Regions from separate parts of the Mus musculus genome. Here regions 1 and 2 are each linked to region 3. The links are chromatin loops, found by intact Hi-C in ENCODE. Cell type or tissue: left cerebral cortex. All regions are shown on one strand. Each heading gives the region's core, and the rest is flanking DNA. Links, peaks and the distances in the headings are about the cores only.

What was found. Hi-C counts contacts between places; a loop is a spot of excess contacts. Peaks named below come from ENCODE experiments on the same cell type or tissue, not always from the same donor. Only the 100,000 strongest peaks of a DNase experiment are listed, where the experiment ranks them.
Region 1: it touches region 3 in a loop (2.1-fold over the local background); 2 of 42 quality-filtered maps call a loop at or near these places.
Region 2: it touches region 3 in a loop (3-fold over the local background); 5 of 42 quality-filtered maps call a loop at or near these places.

Annotation. Positions count from the first base shown.
Region 1 is chr15:60,624,016-60,631,422 of GRCm38, reverse strand. No RefSeq gene overlaps it. Among named protein-coding and RNA genes, the nearest start is that of Gm23835, 76 kb to the left of the region's middle. In left cerebral cortex, for the core only: no CTCF peak of the experiment used is centred there; a DNase peak (open chromatin) is centred at 2,984.
Region 2 is chr15:59,872,775-59,880,181 of GRCm38, reverse strand. No RefSeq gene overlaps it. Among named protein-coding and RNA genes, the nearest start is that of Gm36819, 53 kb to the right of the region's middle. In left cerebral cortex, for the core only: a CTCF peak has its summit at 3,839 (motif pointing left); a DNase peak (open chromatin) is centred at 3,711; H3K4me3 peaks cover 349 bases.
Region 3 is chr15:60,819,113-60,826,519 of GRCm38, reverse strand. Lratd2 (LRAT domain containing 1) reads left to right here and starts at 1,440. Exons shown (of 2, transcript NM_001162926.1): 1 at 1,440-2,006; 2 at 2,529-7,407. The coding sequence starts at 2,625. The coding sequence ends at 3,557. 9930014A18Rik (RIKEN cDNA 9930014A18 gene) reads right to left here and starts at 3,555. Exons shown (of 3, transcript NR_030696.1): 1 at 1,737-3,555. In left cerebral cortex, for the core only: CTCF peaks have their summits at 1,357 and 3,417; DNase peaks (open chromatin) are centred at 3,344, 3,978, 4,259, 4,925 and 3 more places; H3K4me3 peaks cover 3,865 bases; H3K27ac peaks cover 2,151 bases.

The DNA.
Region 1 (7,407 bases), core at 1,094-6,093, 190 kb after region 3:
AATAAGAGTGACTAACTGGCTCATGACGGGAGATATGGGAAGCCAGCCTAATTGCTTTATGGTCATATTTTAAAGGAGGGATGATTCGCTGAATAGTGAAGGTAGAGAAAACCACATGTATTATCTAACTCGGTAGTAATTTCCTGTTAGAGCCATCCAGGGAGCTTTGGAAAACTACCCAGAGAGTCTGAATTAATTAGGCATATGTATTTTTAAACACTCCCAGATGACGTTAGGTGCATCCAAGAATGAGCCCCTCGGATCGAGTCTGTCTTCCTCACTCTCAGTAGAGAGAGAGAGAGAGGAAAAAAAAAGAATTTAAGAGAAAATGAAAGTTTACTCTAAGTGTATTTTCTATGTGTGCTTTTCTTCTGGCTTTGAAGTCTCTCTAATTAAGACTCCATATGCACTGGGAAATATAAGAGGGAAACCCAAGAGCTGTAGAGAAGAATTCTTTCCAACTTTTGTTGGCAGAAAGACTGGCTGGCAGTTCCTGGGGGGAGCCAGGCATTCTTGTGTCTTGCAGCCAAGTAGTTGCAGTGAGCTCCCTGGTGCTCATCAACCTTCTGTGCCTCTCATGAGTGGCTTGGATGCTGCCTTGACTTGAGGAAACACCTCCTTCTCCTTGCTTTGTTTGAGTCCAATATTTTCCCCGTCTCTAGTATGCAAGACATGGTAGAAATGTGCTTTAAAAGGTTGTGAAAATTTCTGATCTATTGAAAGAATAAAATTCAGTCTGTAGTTACAAGTGGAATCAATAGGAAAGGATATATAAACTGAGTTCTCGGTTGAGAAAAATGTTAGTCAGTGATGGATGGTGGCAGATGTCATGGTTGTCCTACTTTCATGCTGGAGACACAGGTGGGAGCTGAGAACAAATAACTAGCTGATGGTCTCACAACCAAATTGCAGAAGATAATACAGAAGCCATGGATTTGAATCTCAGGTTCGACTTGGGGCATGAAGGCTAATGCCTATAATTCCAGCACTCAGGAGGTTGAGCTAAGAGAACTTCCATGAGATCAAGGGCAGATTAAGATACTTAGTGAATTCCAGACCAAGTAGGGTTACAGAATGAGACACTGTCTATGGGAAACAGGGGGAGTCCTGAGTGAATGTGTATTATGAGCATGAACATTGCCATGACAAGAATCCCAATGTCTCAGACCCATGAGAATAGCAAGGTCTTCCCTTATAAGGCTCCAAGAAAAGACAAAGCAAAACCTTCCTTAGGCTGAGTACTGATGGTGACATTATGTGTAGAGAGTTTCAATGTAGCTTCCTCTCCTACAGGGATCTACCAAATGTGGCTACAAACCACCTACTCATGCTTGCTGTGTATAACAGGTAAGTTTCCAGTTTGTATCTCTCCATCAAAGCACATAGCCCACCCAGCCCCAGTGTGTGTGTGTCATTTCTTCTTCAATCTCTGCCATCCCAGTCGGGTCAGTTCTAAAGCTGTGCTGGTCACAGCAACTATGTCAAAAAATAAATCTGTCAAGCCTGTATCAAATAATATTTTTCTGGCAGATGGTAATTAACACAGAAACCCTCAACTGGTCAAGATGCAGAAAACATTTGTCATCCATAAAACAGTCCTGTTCTCAAGGTTCAGGAAACTTTTCTGAGGGGAGAATGGACACATTGTAAAAAGCACAGGCAGTGGGTGAGGTCAAGGAAACAATGTTTGGGGGTATAGTGGGACAGTGGTGCATACGAATTCTCAGCACTTGAGACAGCATGTATAAGACCCACACAAGCTTACACCACACAATATTCCAGTATGAAGAAGGAAGGCAAGCATGAAGTTCCCCTCTTAGATAAGGAGCACTTAGAAGCTGATTGCTTCTGGGAGAGGGAGAGTAGGTTTTCTTTAATGTTGAGGCCCTTGGTTCATTTCTTCTTCTTGGATATGTAGAAAAGACAGAGACGCATCCAGGAGTGTGGGGAAGCACAATTTTTACACCGTGGGTCTAAAAACAAAACAGGATACCAAGTTGGGTGTGATGGATTGGGGAGGAGTTAGGAGAGGTTGAGAATTTGATCTAAATACATCCCATGAAATGTTCAAAGAACTGAAAAAACAAGACAAGACAAAACAAAACAACAATGAAAGAGAAAAAAAATCCAAAACCAAGCCAAATAATACAAACTGTGTAAAAAGACTTGAACAAGTGCTCAAACCCATTAACAAAGGTTGTGCAAGCACACACACCCACAGAGTCATATCTTTCCCAAAGTTAATTTTGAAAGGGGCATGCGGCAGTGGATGCCTAAGAAGCAAAAAAACGGGAAGAATTCACAAGGGGGTTCCTGAATGTGCCAGGCACTTCCTGTTACTCTCATGAGTGAGGTTATTAGTCAAGGCCACATTTTAGGAAGGCGGACACTGAGGTTCTAAGGCTGGGGAGTTTCCTTTTTAAAACAATCACATGGCAGGGAAAAGTCATAGCTGACTCTCTAGGTCAGTATTTCTTTCACTCCAGGTAGACATATGAGCCTGCAGGTTTCATGCACCTGTTTGTGTTTAGACTGCTAGGACACTGGTTTCCTTGAACTGTCTGTACTTTGTGCTCTTCAGCTAATGATTTTCTCCCTGTTTTTCCTTCAGATTCACCCCTCCTCACTCTTGAGAATATTGTCTGTCAGACCATGTGGCCTTTCTCACCTGTTTCTTTCTTCTTTCGCCAATGCAGATAATAACGTGATCAAAATTTTATATCTGACTCAGGTCAGTATTTCTCCTGCCCTAGTTCAGGTAGGACACATGCTTTCTTGATCTGCAATGTGGTAAGAGTATTCCTGTTTCATTTGCGACCCTCATCTACTTCTCTTTTTCCACTTGCTCTTTCCTCCTTCCTCCCCCACACTCCCGGCTGAGTCTCCTTTCTCCAGGATCAGCTCAAGGAGAAAACTGAGAAATTAAAATCTAAAAATGGCTTTACATGATGGATGCTGTCAGATGCTGCATCTGCTATCTCCACATGGCAGGCACCCAAATGCTGCACTACCACTCGTAGTGGGGGGTCAACCCTAGGTCTGTTGCCTTGTTTGAGTATCTCAAGTTCCAGCGTAGGGGGAAGTACTCACAGCTGTGATTTCTTATGGCAAAAAAGATACAGAGTAAATGAAACAAAGGAAGAGACATTTGGGACAAAATGCAGGAGAAGCAGGCTCAAATGCCAAAGGACCCTTCTCTATATAGTCACACAGGAGCTATTAGTTTCCAGCAACAAATCTGGAACCGTGTATGACATGCCAACTTGAGAAGCTCGGGAGAGATGATCAGGGTTTCTCTTGGGGCTGATGTATGTAGGCAGCTGCATTCTGGTGTTTACCAAAGCTCCAGATTCCAAAATGGAATGTGGCTATCCAATATTCTGTGTGTTGTTATTCACATATAACAATTATATGTTATATGTACATAAATGATAGATACAGAGAAGTAATTATAATAAATAATTTAGACAAGACATTACATTGTAACCAGTTCCAGGTATAGTAAGAACACTTCATATTCCAAGGTAGTCGCTAAGGGCAGACCCTGGACAGTCTTGGAGGGCAGCATTTCAGAGCGTAACAACCTCTACTGTGCAATGAACACTACACAGAGCCCCACCAATTCAAGACCACTCTCGTGTTGCACTTTAAGACTTTGGATAAATATACATAACAGGTCTACCTCCCAGTGAATGCTTCTGGCCATACATGCCTTGGAATCCTTAGCCCAGCCAGGCAGCCTAGGGTGTCTACCTTCTGTGGACATCTTCTGTTTTTGATCTTCCATCCATGGTCACAGATGTTCCTAAAGACTCTGTTGTATACGTTAGTTCTATGAGAAGTTCCAGCAGTGTTCTGGTACCAGACATAACACTAATTCAACACATTTGGAACTATCCCATCATAGCTCCTGAGGATTTTCCTCCAAACTGTGGTCACCTCATGATCCTGGGGCCACTAAGTTCATTTTTTGGCTTGTAGAATAAGAGCAATACTCTGGTGTGTTCTCTAGGAAACCAGTAATGTTCTAGAAAGAAACCATGGACAAATCCCCAGGCTGTTCCTATACATGCCTGGAGGCAAGGCATGGGCTTTGGCCACCTTTTAGCAAGGGCCTTGTTGACATATCTATCTATTATGTCCTCAATTTTCCATACTTGCTCTTCATTGGTTTGAATTTTGGGCTTCTGACAAAATTCTGAGCCATAAATCTATTTTCATATAGTTTGCCTTGAAAGATTCATGTGACAGAATCTTTAAAAAAAATATTTTTGGTTGATTTCAGCCCTGAGTTGAGTGTTTCCTGACTTCTCCTCTTGGGTGAGTTTGCTTCTTTTTTCCTCTAGAGTTTCAGGGATACTGTTAAGTTGCTAGTATAGGCTTTCCAGTTTCTTTATGAAGGCACTTAGTACTATGAATTTACTTCTTTAAACTGCTTTCCTTGTTTTCTATAACTTTAGGTATGCTGTGCCTTGATTTTCATTGGGTTCTAGAAAGTCTTTAGTTTCTTTCTTTAATTCTTTTCTGACCAAGTTATCATTGAGTAAGTAGAGAGCTGTTCAGTTTCCATGAGTATGTGGGCTTTCTGTTATTTTTGTTGTTATTGAAGTTCAGCTGTAGTCCATGGTGATCTGATCAAATGCAAAGGATTATTTCAATATTCTTGTATCTACTGAGGCTTGTTTTGTGTCTGATTATATGGTCAATTTTAGATAAGCTTCCATGAAGTGCTGACCAAAAGCATATTCTTTTGTTTTGGGGGTGAAGTGTTCTGTAGATATACTAAATCCATTTGGTTCATAACTTCTGTCAGTTTCACTGTGTGTCTGTTTAGTTTCTGTTTCTTTTTCTTAAAAGATTTTTTTTAATATGAGTACACTGTAGCTGTCTTCAGACATACCAGAAGAGGGCATCCAATCCCATTGCAGATGGTTGTAAGCTACTGTATGGTTGCTGAGAATTGAACTCAGGACCTGTCTAAGAAAAGTCAGTGCTCTTAACCACCGAGCCATCTCTTTAGCTCCTAGTTTCTGTTTCAATGACCTGTCAGTTGGTGAGAGTGAGGTGTTGAAGTCTCCCACTATTATTTTATGAGGTCCAATAGGTGTTTTGAGCTTAAGTAAAGTTTCTTTTATGAATATGAGTGCCCTTGCATTTGGGGCATAGATGTTTAGAATTGAGATTTCATCTTGGTGGACTTTTGCTTTAGTGAGTATGAAGTGTTCTTCCCCATCTCTTTTGATTACTTTTGGCTGAAAGTCTATTTTATTGGTTATTAGAATGGCTACTCCAGCTTGTTTCTTGGAACCATTTGCATGGAAAACTTTTTTTCCAGGCCTTCACACTGAGGTAGTAACTGTCTTTGTTGCTAAGGTGTGTATGCAGCAAGATGATGGATCCTGTTTACATATCCATTCTGTTAGCCTGTGTCTTTGTATTGGGGAATTGAGTCCATTGATGTTGAGAGATATTAATGATCAATGATTGTTAGTTACTGTTATTTTGTTGTTGGAAGTGGTATTATGTGTGTATGTGATTCACCTCTTTTGGGTTTGTTATAAAACGATGAATTTCTTGTGTTTTCTTGGGTGTAATTACCCTCCTGGTGTTGAAGTTTTCTGTCTAGTATCTTCTATAGGTCTGCCTTAGTAGAAAGATATTGTTTAAATTTTGTTTTATTATGGAATATCTCCTTTATGGTGATTGAAAATTTTTGCTGGGTATAAATCCAGGCTGGCAACTGTGATCTCTTGGGATCTTCATAGCATCTGTCCAGAATCTCCTGATTTTTAGATTTTTTTATTTCTTATTTTCCCTTCCCATTTCTCTCTCAAATATCTCCCATATACGATCTTCCCTAGCACATTCTCTCTCTCAAACTCTTGGCTTTTTTCTTTAATTATTATTGTTAGACAAACATATATGCATGTTCACACACACACACACACACACACACACAGGCGCACACATGCCAAAATATATAAATATGGCTTGCTATGAACGTAGTGCTACTTGTATGTATATCATTTCAGGGCTGAGTACCTGAAACCAGATAACCAATTAAAGGGTTCTTCCCGAAGGAAGACTATTTCTCCTGCTCCCAGCATTCATTAGTTGCCTGTAGTTCTATGTCTCTAGATAGACCTTGAGGACTCCTCCCCTTCTATGTTAGCATACCTGTTGGTATTGTACTTCTTCATGTCATTTAAGGCAGGAATATTGTAGAACTGTGTAAAAAGCTACACAGATGTAGCTTTCCTGCCATTTCTGGAACTCGGCACAGCCTTGGTCCTCTGGCTTTTAAAATTATTCTATCTCCTTTTCTGTAATGTTTCCTGAGCCTTAGGTGGAGAAGTTGTATTGTAGATCATACCACATGATGATTTGTTCTCTGCTTTTGACCAGTTATGGTCTTCTGTAATGGTTTCTGTCTATTGAAAAGAGAGGGTTTTCTTTTTTACGAGCAATAAGAGCTACATTTATCTGAGAATATAAAGATAAGTGTTTAGAATGTAGTAAGGAATTGTGGCACTTTAATAAAGTGGAAGTAATAGGTTCTTCTCTAAGAGCAATGACTTCTTTAGCTCTTAGTAGTTGTCTAGGTTTTTAGTACCAAACCAGACTTCTTTCCCATTGAGTGGGCATTAAGAGAGTTCTTGGTTACGGACACTATACAAAAATTCTGTGTCGTTATGGTTTACTGTGCCATGACCATCATGGCATTGCAGTAGGGTAGGACTACTGCTTACTTCCTCCCATCAATGACACTTGTGGTAATTAAAAGTTAGTCTCCAGAGAGCAGACTTTCATATCATATTCAAATCCTGTCATATAGGGCTCATGTCCAAAATATATGGTGTCTTCAGCAATAGGGTTTATCTTCAATCTCTGGGAGACAACAAAGGGAAAATCAAGACTCTATATGTTGGTTTTGGGTACTCTTGAACTTTCCTGACCAACACCTACCTAGAAAGGGGCTTTCTCATGCTTGGTATTTTGTTAGTTTATGGCTTTTTGGAGAGCCATTGATAGCCCAAGTGGTATAACTTCATCTAAACTATATGTAGACAGAGACTTACATGTATTATATGTAATTTTAGGTAAATAAATAAATAAATAAATAAATAAATAGATTCTGGCATGGCCTTTTCAGACATCATTAATTTTATTTTAACTCCCAATTTCTTCTGTATTGATCTGACTTCCTTGTCTCCAACTAAATTGCACCCCACAAGTTTTACCCATATGCCCCTTCAAATCACTTGGATCCTGCTTGTTCTTTCTCTCTATTACTTCTGCCCTGTACTTTCCTGATTTTTGTGCTTATTTCAGGTTACATATCTGAAAAATACAGACAGACACACACACACACACACACACACACACACACACACACACACACATACA
Region 2 (7,407 bases), core at 1,094-6,093, 950 kb after region 3:
TAGATAGATAGATAGATAGATAGATAGATAGATAGATAGATAGATAGAGATAGCAGAAAATGAGTACCAGGAGTGGGGATAATGTCATGATAAATCTGACCATGTGCTTCATAGTAAGTCTTTGCAACTGATTTGTAGAATGGATAAGACGTGTTTTGGGAAGAGTTTAGAGTTTGCAAAAAGAGTTTACCTAATTACTAAGTGGGAGTTTGGAAGACCAGAACACCTAAAGGTTTCATGAGGAAAGCAAGGATTCTTTTGGGAGCAGAGCTAAAAACCATTTGTGCTACATTCTGGTAAATAATCTTCCCATGCGCTGAGAACTTGAGTTAGGGGGGATTTAAACATAATGGATTAATTTGTTTGGAACATGAAATTTCAGGACATAGAACATCCGTGGTTTCTGCTCACTATTATTACCCATGTCTACAGTGAGGGAGAGCAACAAATGAACAGAAAGATGGGAGAATGTGAAGTCTGGTGAGGGAAAGAATGAGGTTAAAATTACGGACAAGATATCTGAGAGCAGCAGCGATTAAAGAGATAAACACCATTAAAAGGAAACCTAGCACTCTACACTGGAAAAGGGGGTGAGGGCCAAGACCCCCACCTATCAAACGCCAGATCTTCCAAAAATGCAAACTCACTTGAGAGGAAACAACCTGAACTGAGAATGCCACTAAGGAGTCCCCAAAGCATCCACCAGGGGAGGCAGAGGACACTGCAGGTGTAGACCAAGAGGAGCTACTCTGGCCCGCAGTAGAACTTGGCAGCACTGTCCACATTTTGCTGTTTTTTGTGGATACACAAAATGAAAAACTGAGGGGTTTGTAGTGCTTCCAATACCAGACAATATGTGTCAGAGTTGGGTTCCCTTCAAGGAGTCCCTGAGAATTCCACTGCAAGAAGCTGTGTAAATAAATCCTAAGTTTCATTAAAGACTTCATTATGTTGGTGATGTCAGGACCATGAGATCCACCAAGAAAAACTTCAGGCACAGAGTCAAAATGACCCAAAGACAGGTTCTATGTGCTGAGGTAGCAGGAATAGAAGGCCAGGGCTTCTCAAGGCTACTGAAGCCCAGATTATTCCATCATGAGCCACAAATGCCAAACGTGGAGGGTGAGAATTTGATGGTTTCCCTGTGGGGTTTTAGTCTTTCTATGATCTGTTTTTCCCTTTGCTGTGTCCCCATCCCTCCCCTTTGGAATCAGAAATTCTCTCTGTGCCACTGTATGCTGGAAGTAGCTGCTTGTTTTCTACTTTTTCTGACTTTCACAGCTAAAAGACTGCCCAGACTCTCAGCAGAGAGTCTATACTTTGGATTTTGAACAATGTTGGAATCTAACAGCCAGTGGTGAGTTTCGAAACTGGACTGAATGCACTATCAAATGACAGTTTAGCGAACTGAAATGATCATTATTATTTTAAGTTAATGTGATGGCTACTATTGGTTGTCAACTTAACTTCATCCAGAATGAACTACAATCCAGAAATGGAAGGCACGCCTGTAGAGAATTTTCTGCTTGGTTTGAAGTGGGCAAATCTACTTCTACTCCAGACTTTTAAGGTAGGAAGACACACATCTTTGATCCAGATCTTGAGGCTGGAAGACATGAGCCTTTAATTTAGGTCTTGAGGTGGGAAGACACACCTTTAACCTGGGTCATGACCTTCTACTAGAAGTCTACATCCGGACGTGGAAGAAAGAAGTGTTTGCTCTTTGCTGGCTTGCCCTTGCCTTGCTTGCACATCCATTCTTTTACTGGCATTGAAGCCTACTTTTTGGAGAGAGAGAGAGAGACTCATTCTATATTGTGACTCTGCAGATCTACAGAACCTTGGCTAATACAGTGTTGTATTTAGGTGTCAGGTTGAAATGTGGAGCATTGTAATGGTTGTAGTGGTTAGTTTCATTGTCATCGTGACTGGATTTAGAATCATAGACACACACCTCCAGGTGAATCTATACGGGTGTTTTCAAAATGTTTAACTGAGATGTGAGAAAGGCTCACTCCAAATGTGAGCAGCCATCACATGGCTGGAGTCCCAGAGCTAGTAAGAAGAAAGTGAGCTGAGAAACGGGAGCAGCATTGTCTCTGTTTCCTGCCTGCAGACATGGTGTGACAGTCACCTCATGCTTCCAACACCGTGCCTTTCTCAGAATGATGGACTGCACCCTAAACCATCAGTCAAAATAACGCCCATTTCCTTACATTGCCTCTGTGGGGCATTTCACCACGGCAATGAGAAAAGTAAGTACTATGACCCTGGGACACAGAAGATGACCCCAGCTAGCACAGAATGAGGTGAGAAGGACATCTTCAGGTTTATCAGCCACAGGAGCTCTGAGGTTTGAACTACGACATAACTGGACAAAAGACAACTAGTACAGACCCCACAGATAGCCCTAAGCTAACCAGTACACTGTGGTTTGAGCAGTAATTTGCTTTTTATTAAAATAGCAATCATTTGGAGTTCAGTTTTTGCTTTCTGCAAAGCAATAAAGAGGAACACAAGCCCTTGTGGTTAAAAGGTAAACAATGGATGAAAAGCAAAGCGGCACTAGACGAGGTTCAATAAGGACATACTCTATCAGCATCCTCTAGGCCGGAGGTCCCTAACCTGTGTATCCTGCTGCCCTAGACTTCCATGAAGCAACTCCGAGTAAGACAGGATTGGACAAACAGGAGAATCACTTTACAGATAAAGGATAAGGGGGATGAGCAGCAGGAAGCATTTCAGCGGTGACAAAGGCTAGCCACCATGGGAGGGGATGGGAATGGAGACTGGGAAGAAGATGTCCCGCTGCTGAGAGTTTCACCAGGATGGTGGCAGGTTCCAGAGGTGCCCTTGGAGGACTCAGTTAAGCAGCACACTCCCAAACTCAGCAAACAGCTAGAGCAGCCGGGCTTCACCGCTTGGAGCTCAGCGGGGTACAAGGGTCGGTTAATAAGCTGTGCTCCAGCAATAGACTCTTTCAAGAAGGAGATATGAGCGGTGTGGCTCTGTGGTCTGCAGGAGCCAGTGGAGGAAGCTTAGGGAAGGTGGGAAGTGGAATATGTTAGAGATAAAACCCAAACAGCATCCCCGTGGCTCTAACCTTGGCACCTTTAACACAGGCAATGTTCTTCACGATCATAGCGTAAGTTTTATCTCTGCAGAGTTCTTGAGAATGACATCAATGCCAGTACCCAGATAAACAATCCATACACGCCACATCTGCATCTCACAGAGAGCACAGGTGACTCTCAGAGGAGATGGAGTGGTACCCTGGGTCACACCATAAAATTGAGGCCAGACCCCAAAGCCTCCAACATCTACAGGATTAATGAAGAAACAACAGTCTGGATTTCAGGACTCCACGTGCTATAAGCTTTCTACACACATTTATTAAGCATCTACTATGTAGTTACTGCCTCTGGTTCCTGGAACGGCAGTGAGCATAGGTGCAGAGGACCGACTCTTGGGGAGCTTACTTCTTAGGCTGCACAGCTCATAAACACAGCTCCAGGATTCCCAAGTTTGGTTCTAAAGCCAGGTAGGGTTGAGCAAGGCTTCTCCCTGCTATGTGCTAGCTGCATGGTTTTTTTCCTATACCAGCGAGGTCAATTACTCTCTCACAGTTTTGCCGTAAAGCTTTTTCAGACTCGCGAGTCACTGCTTTTATTAATTACTGTATTAGCTGTTTTACATACCCTAATTATCTCCCCACGGCACAGACAATGGCCTTTTTTAAGATTTTTTTTCTTACTCTTTCTGGTAAAAATAGAAAATATGAATATGTATGAATTTTTTAACCTTTTTCAGAATTTAAACACAACATGAGCGCCACCTTCTGGCTAAAATAAGAAATATCAATATTGAGTTCCATAGTCTCAACTTGAATGACAAGTATAAAAATAAAAATGTTAATGATAATAAGAAATAATCAGATTTTTAAAACATAATTGGGTCATCAAATTCTTCTGTTAAGTGTCTTAAATTTCTCTAATAGTATAATTAATTATTCTAAAATATCTATTATGAAAATTATAGTTAACACATGTCCAAAACGTGTTTGTGTGTGTGTGTGTGTGTGTGTGAGAGAGAGAGAGAGAGAGAGAGAGAGAGACCTATATGGCGTTTTCCTCAAAGATAACACTTCCATCTTGGAGGGAAGCTCTTTAATACATGTGATATTCTAATGGGTGGAGAACATTCCTCTTTGCAGAAGTGTTCCTTGAGCCACAAAATATGCACCTGGAATGCTTCAGGAAGTCCCTGAAACTAACAAGATCCAATAGAACACCCCATCCCCTTCAAATATATATGACACTAAGGGCCACTGAGAGACTCTTAGATGAGCAGAGCTGCCGGAAAGAGGCTCAACCCAACCTGGAACAAGCAGAGTCAACCTAAGTTATCTAGAAGACTTGCTGCCTGAAACAGATAGATTGTTTAGACTGCCTAGAAAAAGCTAGAGACCAGCCAGGCTGCCAGAAAGAGGCTCATACCCACTGAGCCTGTAAAAAAGTACTCTCTAACCTGTCGAGCTGCCTACAGGTTCTGCACTATACAGCTTCCAGTTTTTGTAAGTTGTCTCCTGCTGGGTTAGGTTTTGGTGGGATGCAACTGTCTTTGAGTAGCTTCTGTTTCTGTAAGTAACCCCAATAAGACTCAGTGCTTCCCTAAATTGTTCTTTGATGGTATCCTTATTTTTTTATCTGTTTGTCCTCAATTCCTTGTCTGAGGTTAAGTAGACATGTATTCATGTCTCCCCAGGTGTCCTAGTTAGGTATTTTGGTTGGTTGGTTAGTTGGTTGGTTGGTTGGTTGGTTGGTTGGTTGGTTGGTTGGCTGGTTGGCTGGCTGGTTGGATGGTTAGTTGGCTGTTTGGCTGGTTGGTTGGATGGATGGATGATGGATGGATGGATGGATGGATGGATGGATGGATGGATGGATGGTTGGTTAGTTGGCTGTTTGGCTGGTTGGTTGGATGGATGGATAGATAAATGGATGGATAGATAGATGGATGGATAGATGGATGGATGGATGGATGGATCTTAATCGCGTGTTCTCACTCCCGGCCAGGAAAGACGCAACAAACCAGAATCTTCTGCGGCAAAACTTTATTGCTTACATCTTTGGGAGCCAGGAGGGCAAGCGCCCAGCGCCCAGCCCCCAAAACGAAAGCCCCTTCAATAATTTTAGGAGCCAGAGCTCTGGCGCGCCGGGGCGCAGAGCGTGCTCTATTGTTTACATCTTTAGGCAGCGAGAGAGCGCAGGGCGCGCAGAGCCAGAGAGATGCCAGCGAGAGAGAATGGCGGAAACCCCGTCCCCTTTTTTAGGAGCGTTATATTTCGCCTAGGACGCATCACTCCCTGATTGGCTGCAGCCCATGGCCGAGCTGACGTTCACGGGAAAGGTAGAGTACAAGTAGTCATAAAATACCCTTGGCTCATGCGCAGATTATTTGTTTACCACTTAGAACACAGGATGTCAGCGCCATCTTGTGACGGCGAATGTGGGGGCGGCTCCCAACATCTCCCCCTTTCCTTTTAATAAGAGCAAATAGGCCACCCAACTAATGAGAGTGGAGATAGAGGTCAAATCCCCAGTGTGTAGGTAAAGGAGCCATGTACAGGATTAGCTCTTAGGCTCACAGGCTTTTACCCAGAGCAACCCTGACCTGCTCCCGTGTCGTTTTTCCTGGGGGAAGGGAACTAGGACACTGAACCTTCATGAAAGATGACGTATCTCCCTAGAATAGGCTCATATATGCCGCAGAGCCTTTCTACTGCAGTGCTTAGCCGTGCAACTCTCTCGGGCTGCTGAAGCACACTCACTCTATCCCGTGCAATGAGTCTAGCCTCGTGAGATGTAAGAGCTGAGTGGCCAGCGACCTATTGCCTAAGCATAGATAACCATATATCAGGGGGAGCTCCATGTTCTAGTCCTGCAAGCGCCTGGGCAATAACCACCTTGTCTCTCCTAGTTTGGGCCTTAAGCTTACAGACCAATCAAAGAAGCAACACTAATCCACAGCAAAGTGTATCTCCAAATAATATTAATCCCACCCATTTTTTAAAGAAAGAAAATGCTGAGGAGATCCAATTGGGTAATCCTTTGGTCAGGGACAGGTCCAAGCGCGTGGAGTTGACCTGAAGTCTCAATTCCCGAAGGGATCTGTTCAAATTCAGCCATCCAATTCTGTAACATATACTGAAAAAGACTTTTTGACAAATTAGCTGCCCTAGTAAATTTAACATACTGAATGGAAATAACACACAATCCCGGAAACTTTTGTTCACATCCCAGCTGAGTTATTTGTCATAATACATCTAGTTGTATCTGGACAAGATCTATGAGTTGATTAACCAGCATGAGACCTCTCTGTATCTTGACATTAGCTGAGGCCTGTTCATCTATGACTGTAGTCACTGAGGCTGACAAAGTGTTAATGGTGTCAGTCGTCTGGACCTGTCCAGACAGAGCCAAGGCTGTCTGAATCAAGGCCAAACCCAGTTCCCAGTTAGTGGTAAAAAAGCAGGAGAATACTTGAGCATTATACATCACCGTCATTGGGAGTGGAAATGTCGACATTATCCCCCAACGCTGCTCTCTTTTTATTATTGACGCCCTGGACATCACCAAGACGAGGGACATTAGTATTCCCTTGGTCAGTCTGGATTTTTCGGGTGAGTCTTTCTGGTATCCAAAATGGGTTGTCTTCATTCTGTGGGAAAACACAGATAGCTCCCCTGGATCTTATCAAAATAGGATCCGGGCCATACCATTTATTATCAAGGACATTTTTCCATTTAACCATCTCATTGGGCCTATCTGGCTCTGTACAATGACGTTCAGCTGCAGTATGGCCATGAGCATCAATATTTAAAAAATTGAGTGTAAAGAGTGCCATAGACACAGACACTCTTGGTGCTCGGGGTAAAATCTCTTCAAAAGTTCCCCTCTTCTGTTTTATAAGATAGGCTTTGAGGGTGCGATGCGCACGCTCAACAATACCCTGTCCTTGAGGGTTGTATGGAAGTCCAGTCAGGTGGGTTACGTCCATCTGACGGCAGAACTGCTGAAATTTTTGAGACGTATAAGCTGATCCATTATCAGTCTTGAGGAGTTTGGGTTTCCCCCAAGCACTCCATGCCTCAAGGCAATGTTGAATCACATGTGAGGCTTTTTCTCCGGTTAACGGAGAGGCAAACATGATGCCAGAACATGTGTCAATGGACACATGGAGATATTGAAGTTTTCCAAAGGAAGAAACATGTGTAACATCCATTTGCCAGACCTGTAGAGGTCGAATACCGCGTGGGTTAATTCCCACATGAGGAACTGGCAAGAACTCACAGCAGCTTTGACATTGAGTAACAATGTCACGGGCTTCTTTTCTTGTCAAGGAGAAACG
Region 3 (7,407 bases), core at 1,284-6,283:
GCTTTCTCAGCCTTTAGGACTTGAACTCAGGGTGTAAGCAGCAGCCTACTGTACAACTGTTCCCTTCCCACAGACTCCACCTCTTCCCAGCCCATCCAGTGTCATACAGGGGCAAACTGGCCCACAGTGTCTGGCAGAAGGTCTCACCACTCAACAGCCAAATTCTATGTGTAACACTCATCTCTGTGCTCACATGGTAGGAGTGATGGCTCCTGGAGCACGTTACTCAAATGTCCAGGAACCACTCTCCTAACCTCATATATCTCCAGCCAATCAGAACATATTGAAATTAAACCTTTAGGATACACACCGACCTCTCGTTTGGTGTAGCTTATACTGTGATCTTAGGCTTGCTGAAGGACTAACTTCCATCAGAGCCTTGACAATATTGATTGTTTTGGCTTAAAGGTACATAAGTAGATTGATTTTTGTTTCTGCTTTCAAACTAAAAAGGATCATAGTAGTGTTAGTATATTCCTGTTTCCACTGGTTGGTATGCACAGAATGAATAAATAATGTTACTTGGAAAAATTCAGTCGATGGAAAACAAGGTGCAGGTCTTGAATTGCACTGTTAACTGGCTAGGGTGCTTCCTAAGATTGTCTATTTCTGTTCTGACCCACTATTTAGAAGAAGGAGGGGAGAGGAGAAGGAGGAGGAAAGAAGAAGGAAGAGGAGGGGGAGGGGGAGAGGAGGGGTAGGAGGGGAGAGGAAGGGGAAGGGGAAGGAGGAGGAGGAGCAGTAGTAGCAGCAGCAACAAAAATCACTTTAGTAGTTTAGGTCTGGGGTAGAGAAATGACCCCAGCAGGGAAGAAAGTGTCCTCTTGAGGAGGTTAATAACCAACAAGGCTGTCACTTCCCTCAGGAGGAAGGAAATATATTCACCAGGAGTCTCTGCTAATTTGTTTTTAATTTAAGGACAATTAAGCAACTCTACACCCCCATCCCATTTCTGCATGCTTTCTCTCACAACTAGAAAAGAAATCTAAAACAAAGAAGGCTGTGAAGTTAATGTTGAGTTTACTTGGAGGGACACCTAACAGTCATTAGGGATTTGAGGAGCTAGTCAACTAAGTCCTGTATTATACTGCTTCCTCTTTCTGAATTATTATTATTATTATTATTTACTATCCAAAATTATTACTTGCTCTGGAAACAGGTTTTAGCTGATGTGTTTCTTGAACTGTTGCAGCACAGACTACTTTAGGTTATAAAAACGTTCTGATAAGAAAAGTCTGTCTCTCTTTCTTTAGATACTCCATCTAAGAAGAAATGGAAGGAGAAGAGGAAGAAAGACCAACATTTCACCACTTGCATTTCTATACTGGCAGGTGGCGTCTTGCTTCCAACTTCTCAGAACCCCAACTCAGCATAACAGAAAGGCAAGGGGGCTCAGGGCGGTAGAGGAAGCCTGCTCCCGTGGGAGGTACACTATTTACCAGCCCGATTTAAACCCGCTACGGAGGGGGCACGGTCCTGGAAGGGCGGAGCAGCCCTAGTGGGCGGGGCGGGGGCGGGGCTCCGAGGGACTAAGCTGGGTACAGGAAAGACCGGAGCTCTCAGAGCCACGTCTGTCTCTTTAAATGCCACGGGCTGCACTCCCGCCCGGGAGCCCCGAGCCGGATCTACAATCCCGTCCCTCCCGCTCCGGCGCTTGTTGCTCGCCTAGCCCGAGCGGGAGCTGCGGCCCCCGGGAAACCCAGCTAGCTCCTTCGGCTTCCCTCCTCGTGCCCCACCTTCCTGGAAATCTGCGTGAGGGGTCGTGCAGCAACGATCGTGAACAGGCATTGCCCCCCATCTTCAAGTCTTGGGGCTCTACACAACCGCGGGGGGCGGCGAGGGAGAAATGCGTCCTTCCCCGAAGCCCAGCTTCGCCTTGGTCTGCGCTGGGAGAGGAGGCACTGCGGAGCCCACACCTGCGAACTCGCCCTAGAAGTCTCGGGTGCGGCAGGGTGCCCCTCCCGGTCCCCTAGGGCTTCTACCTCTCGGGGAGAGAGTCCGCGCAGGTAATCTGAACCCCAGGGCAGGCGCGCGGGGGAGGGGCCGACGAGCCGCAGTGACTTGCGGCAGGTGAGTCTAGTCCGGAGGCTCACCTGCCACCTCCACGCCAAGGTAGCCTAGCAGGTTCTTGGGGGTGCAGACATTGAAGGACGTCAAAGGGCTAGTTAGGATCCGGAGTGGGAGGGGAAGTTAGGAAAGAGAAGGAAATTGGAATAAAGTTTCTATTTCCTTCCCTCCCCCACTCCTGCCCAGGGTTGGCAGGTAGGGCGCGGGCGGAAGCTGTCGGAGCTGCTGATGCAATGGCTTTGGCTGGGTCCAGGTGATAGCTGGAGGAAGGGGAAAGCTGGAGTGGCCATGTCTCCAGTGATCGTGACCTTAGTGGTGTAGAAACGCGAGGAAGCACGTCCCCCAGACTTCTCCTAAAATGGCTCCAGGTGCTCGGGCCCCTACCGGTTCTTTTTCAAGAAACAAACGTCTTTTTCTGGAGTGGCACCTACAAACATCTCCCTCGTCTTCTCTTCCAACAGGTGGCTTTAGCCCCTGCCCGGGCACCAGTGCCAATGACTCTGACGGTGGTTTCGCTTTCTCCTCTTGAAGTCTTGTGAACGAGAGTCCACAGCGTAATGGGCAACCAGGTGGAAAAACTGACCCACCTAAGTTATAAGGAAGTTCCCACGGCCGACCCGACCGGCGTGGATCGAGACGATGGGCCCCGCATCGGAGTCTCTTATATTTTCTCCAATGACGACGAGGATGTGGAACCTCAGCCACCGCCCCAGGGGCTTGATGGCGGAGCTTTGTCCGACTCCGGGGATCGGCCTCCCCTGCCCCCGCCGCAGCCCTACGACCCGCGGCAGCACGAGGTGGAATGCTCGGTGTTTTATCGTGATGAGTGCATCTATCAGAAAAGCTTCGCGCCAGGATCGGCGGCTCTGAGCACCTACACACCGGAGAACTTGCTCAACAAGTGCAGTCCGGGTGACCTGGTGGAGTTTGTATCGCAGGCTCAATACCCGCACTGGGCTGTCTACGTGGGCAATTTCCAGGTGGTGCATTTGCACCGGCTGGAGGTGAGCAACAGCTTCCTGACCGATGCGAGCCAGGGCCGGCGCGGCCGCGTGGTCAACGATCTGTATCGCTACAAGCCACTGAGCCCTAGCGCTGTAGTGCGCAACGCGCTGGCCCACGTGGGCGCCAAGGAGCGCGAGCTCAGCTGGCGCAACTCCGAGAGCTTTGCGGCCTGGTGCCGCTATGGCAAACGCGAGTTCAAGATCGGTGGCGAGCTGCGCATCGGCAAGCAGCCCTACCGTTTGCAGATTCAGCTCTCGGCTCAGCGCAGCCACACTCTCGAGTTCCAGAGCCTGGAGGACTTGATCATGGAGAAGCGGCGCAACGACCAGATCGGACGCGCGGCGGTGCTACAGGAGCTCGCCACGCACCTGCACCCGGCTGAGCCGGATGAGGGCGACAGCGACGCGACTCGGACTACACCGTCCCCCCTGCGTCCCCCAGCATCGGGCTCCGAGGAGGAGAACGGAGACTCGGTCGTGCACTGATACTTGAACTGGGCTCAGAGCTACAAAAGGAAGCTGTTTGCTGCAGCCACGCCCTCTTCCTCCCGCTCTTCTCCCCCCCCCAACACTTGGGCCCCATTTAGTATTCCTGGGCCTTTTGGAAAAAGCGGAGTTGGTGAAATGTACTGCAGGCTTTGGACAGGGGAGGAGGAAGGGGACTTAGGGAGCAGGTAGGATTGGCTGGTGGGTGGCCATGGGATGCTTTTTCTTCAGGCCCTCTCAGTCCACCTTCCTTTCCCAGGTGGGGTAAAGTGGGAACTTGCTTGCGGCTTCAACCCTATCAGATCTGGGACCAAATTTAACCCTTCGTATACAAGCAGGCTTGGGGGAAATCTCAGAGCACATTTGCCCTGCATTCTGTCTCTCTGGATCCCTCACTACACTCAGCTTGGAGGATGCAGGGTACAAAGGCCGGAGAGGATTGGGGAGGAGCCGCTTCGGGTCTGCTGGGAGAACTGCTTATCTGCTTCCCCCGCTGAGCTGTGCTTGGGATCCTAGAAGCTGGAGTGATTTATTTTTATGGGATTCCCGGGGCACAAGGCTGCTGAAACTACAAGATCTGGGATCAGCAGACCAAAACCAAACAGCCCCGTATTAAGTGCAGCAAATACTTTAGCAAACTCAGGCTACAGGCTACAAAAGGATTTCACTACCTCCCCCTCCCTATCCCCAAGTACCTCCTCTTGGGAAGCTGGCTCTAAGCGGAGTCTTTGGCTTAGACTCCAATTCCTTCCCCCGGTTACAAGTAAATCATTGTCAAGGGCCAGCCAGGGAAAGGATTCAATTAAGGTGCCATTCTGCCTCCTGTGTTTTTGGCCTGCTGTTGTGGACTCTTAGAGCTATGGTGTTGTTATCAGGGGAGGCAATAGCCCTTTGTGTCTCTGATCTAATTAAACCTGTTTGGCGTGTTCATCTGCAGGTCACAGATGGGGTTGGCTTGTGCCACCCCATAAAGTATCCTCTAGGGAATCAACCAGTGCTACCCTGGAAAGAATTAAATCTCTCCTTGTCCCCTTGCTAAGTGGTGAAAGTAACCCTTTAAAAACCAAGCTGGACCTAGGGTTCGTTTTGCTTTTTGTTTTTCTCTCCCTGGTCTCCCTTCCTCGACAGACAGTTGCTGTGGTAGGGTGAGGGTTACTTTGCCATCCATGATGGGTGAAGTTTAAAGTACAAAGTCTTGTCATATGTACCCAATTTCTTTGTGGCTTGGAGAACATCCGATTCAGAACCCTTTACTAAGGGTGGTGGCATCAGACACAGATCCCATGTAGTACTGTCAGAAGAGATTTGATGACAGTCCCAAACGTAGGTTGGTGGTGGCGGCATTCGGACAGGCTGAAGAGGTAGCAATTGTGTCTGCAACTGAACTTCCGTGCACTTTAGTACAAGGCTTTAAGACTGCGACAGCCTGGTGCCTGAACCGAAGGCAGACCTTTGACTGCCGAGGGCTTATAGGCAGTCTGTCAACTGCTTTCAAAAACTGAGCATACTTAAAGGCCTTTGCTGCTTCCACCAGTTTTTATAACACTGGAACTAGTTCTTAGATTGGAACAAAATCTTACTTGAGTGTCCTGAAGCCACGGTCATTGTTGGGCTTCTTGCTTGGGGAATCTTTGAACTCCCCCTCCCCCCTTTTTTTAATAAGCCTAAATCTTCATAGTACCTCAGTATGAAACGGTTTCGTTAGTTATAAAGGCATCAAATGCTCTTTCTGCTTTTATAATGCTTACCAAGCAAGTCCTTGTTCTTTGAATGTCAAAGATGAGCTACCTACACACTAGCCTTGGTTTCAGACATTGGAGGAGAACCATTTTCTAGTTAGGAGTATGGATCTGATTTCCCTGTTTAATGAGCTCATAGGTATTTGATTACATAGTCTTGTCCATGGAACAGCAGAGAGAATAAACACAGAGGATATTATTTAGGGAAACCTATGTCTAACAGATTTGTGAAAGTGGAAATTGATGCCCGCTGTGTAGACTGCAGGAGGGGAGGAATCAGAATGGCTGTCCACCAGCAGCTCTGGAATAGCAAACTCTCCCGGCTCTCCCATCCTTGCCTTCTTTCTCAGACCTCAAAGACCATACTAAGTGTAGCAGGTAACTTGTGTTATATATGAAGTACCTGCAAAGGAAGAACTCCTAAGGTCCACCCCACCTGTAGCATTCCTCTTTGAAAGTTGATCTGTTTCAGACGATGGTTTCTGGAATGTGCTGCCAGCAGTTTTGCTGGGTACTAATAATGCCAAATATGTAATACTTAGGAAGAGCTAACACGCTGAAAGTTTTCTTAGGGGGTAGAAAGTCTAAGGCAGTGGTCCTCAACCTGTGGGTCCTGATCCTTTTGGATGTTGCATGCTAGGTATTTGCATTACGGTTCATAACAGTAGCAAAATTATAGTTATGAAGTAACAACAGAATAATTCTGTGGTTGAGGGTCACTACAACCTGAGAAAGTAACCATATTTAAGGGTCATAGGATTCGGTCGAGAACCATTGCTCTAAAGTAAAGAACATCAATTTAGGGCTCTAAGATACAGTGTCGTGTCATCTCTTGCTTTTTAAGACTGCAGTGTTGTGGGGAAAACATTTTTTTACTTTAATGTTCTGGCAATGGCTACATCTGGCACTTTAGGGGGAAAAAAGTATATTAATAATTTTTGTCTCTCTTTAGGAATAAGACATAGAACTATTTTGTACTGTGAATTATGGACACTCTTTGAAGGAAAGAAATATTAATTCCAGTGTTTTTCTGAAGCTCTGGAAAGGGATAATAAGCAAGACCCCGTGGAACACGTACAAAAAGAGAAACCAGACAAATTCTATTTTCTTACCCGAGCAAATATTTTATTGAGACTGCTTATGTATGTCAAAGGAGCCTACAACTTCAGCTACACAACTTTTTGTATTGAAAGAACTCGTACTTTTGTAGCTTTTATTCCACATTTAATTTAAAAATGACTTTGTAACACTAAAGTGTCTAGCAAAAGACTTTATTCCAGATCTTGAAGAAAATTTTTAGTTTTTATGGAAATGGTTCAGTGGTTCAGCTTCTCAAAGCTGCGGTGCTCCTGGCCCTCCTGGCACCATGGGACAAGGACAACCACGTGACAACATATTTTTTTGGAAGCAAAACTTTAATTTTATATGACATATACTATGAAAAGCTAAGAAAATTTAAGGACTACTAGTTTCCTTTTTCTTTCTTTCTTTTTTTTTTCTTTTTAAAATGGGATCCACTGTGTTGAAGACTCTTGATATCATGTGCTTGTCTAGACATTTTAAAAAAACAATTTAAATAGAATTGAGCGTGATCATAGTTATCCAATGGATTTGTTTGGAGAATTAGATTTTATTTGTGAATTGTTTAAAAAAAATCAGGATACTGATAAATTTGACTGTTTTTTTCTCTTCTCATTATGTTTTATTCTTGGTTATGAATCAGGATATATACTCCAGGCATTTTCTTTCCCAGCAAATTGTAGGAACTTTAATTTGATTGGCAGTTGTATGTTAAATCAGTTTTCTTTCACCACTTCTTGAGAAGGCGGTTCCAGTTTGAAATTGTATCATTTCCTTCAAAATGAAGGGCCGTACTTAGTTAAATAAAAGATTGATGACATCTTTTAAGCCGCTTCCTCTTTACTCTGTCTTATTAAAATGAAAGCTGTCAAGTCCTTTTGAAAAATGTTATGAGGGTTCCCAATAAACCATCTATTATTAGAGCTCAGTGTATGACTTTCTCCACATAGACACCCTTTCTTTTGACGTTTTTTTATATCAATTCAAGCTGTTCAACTTACTGTAATATTAGTGGGTGTCATCCTTGCATT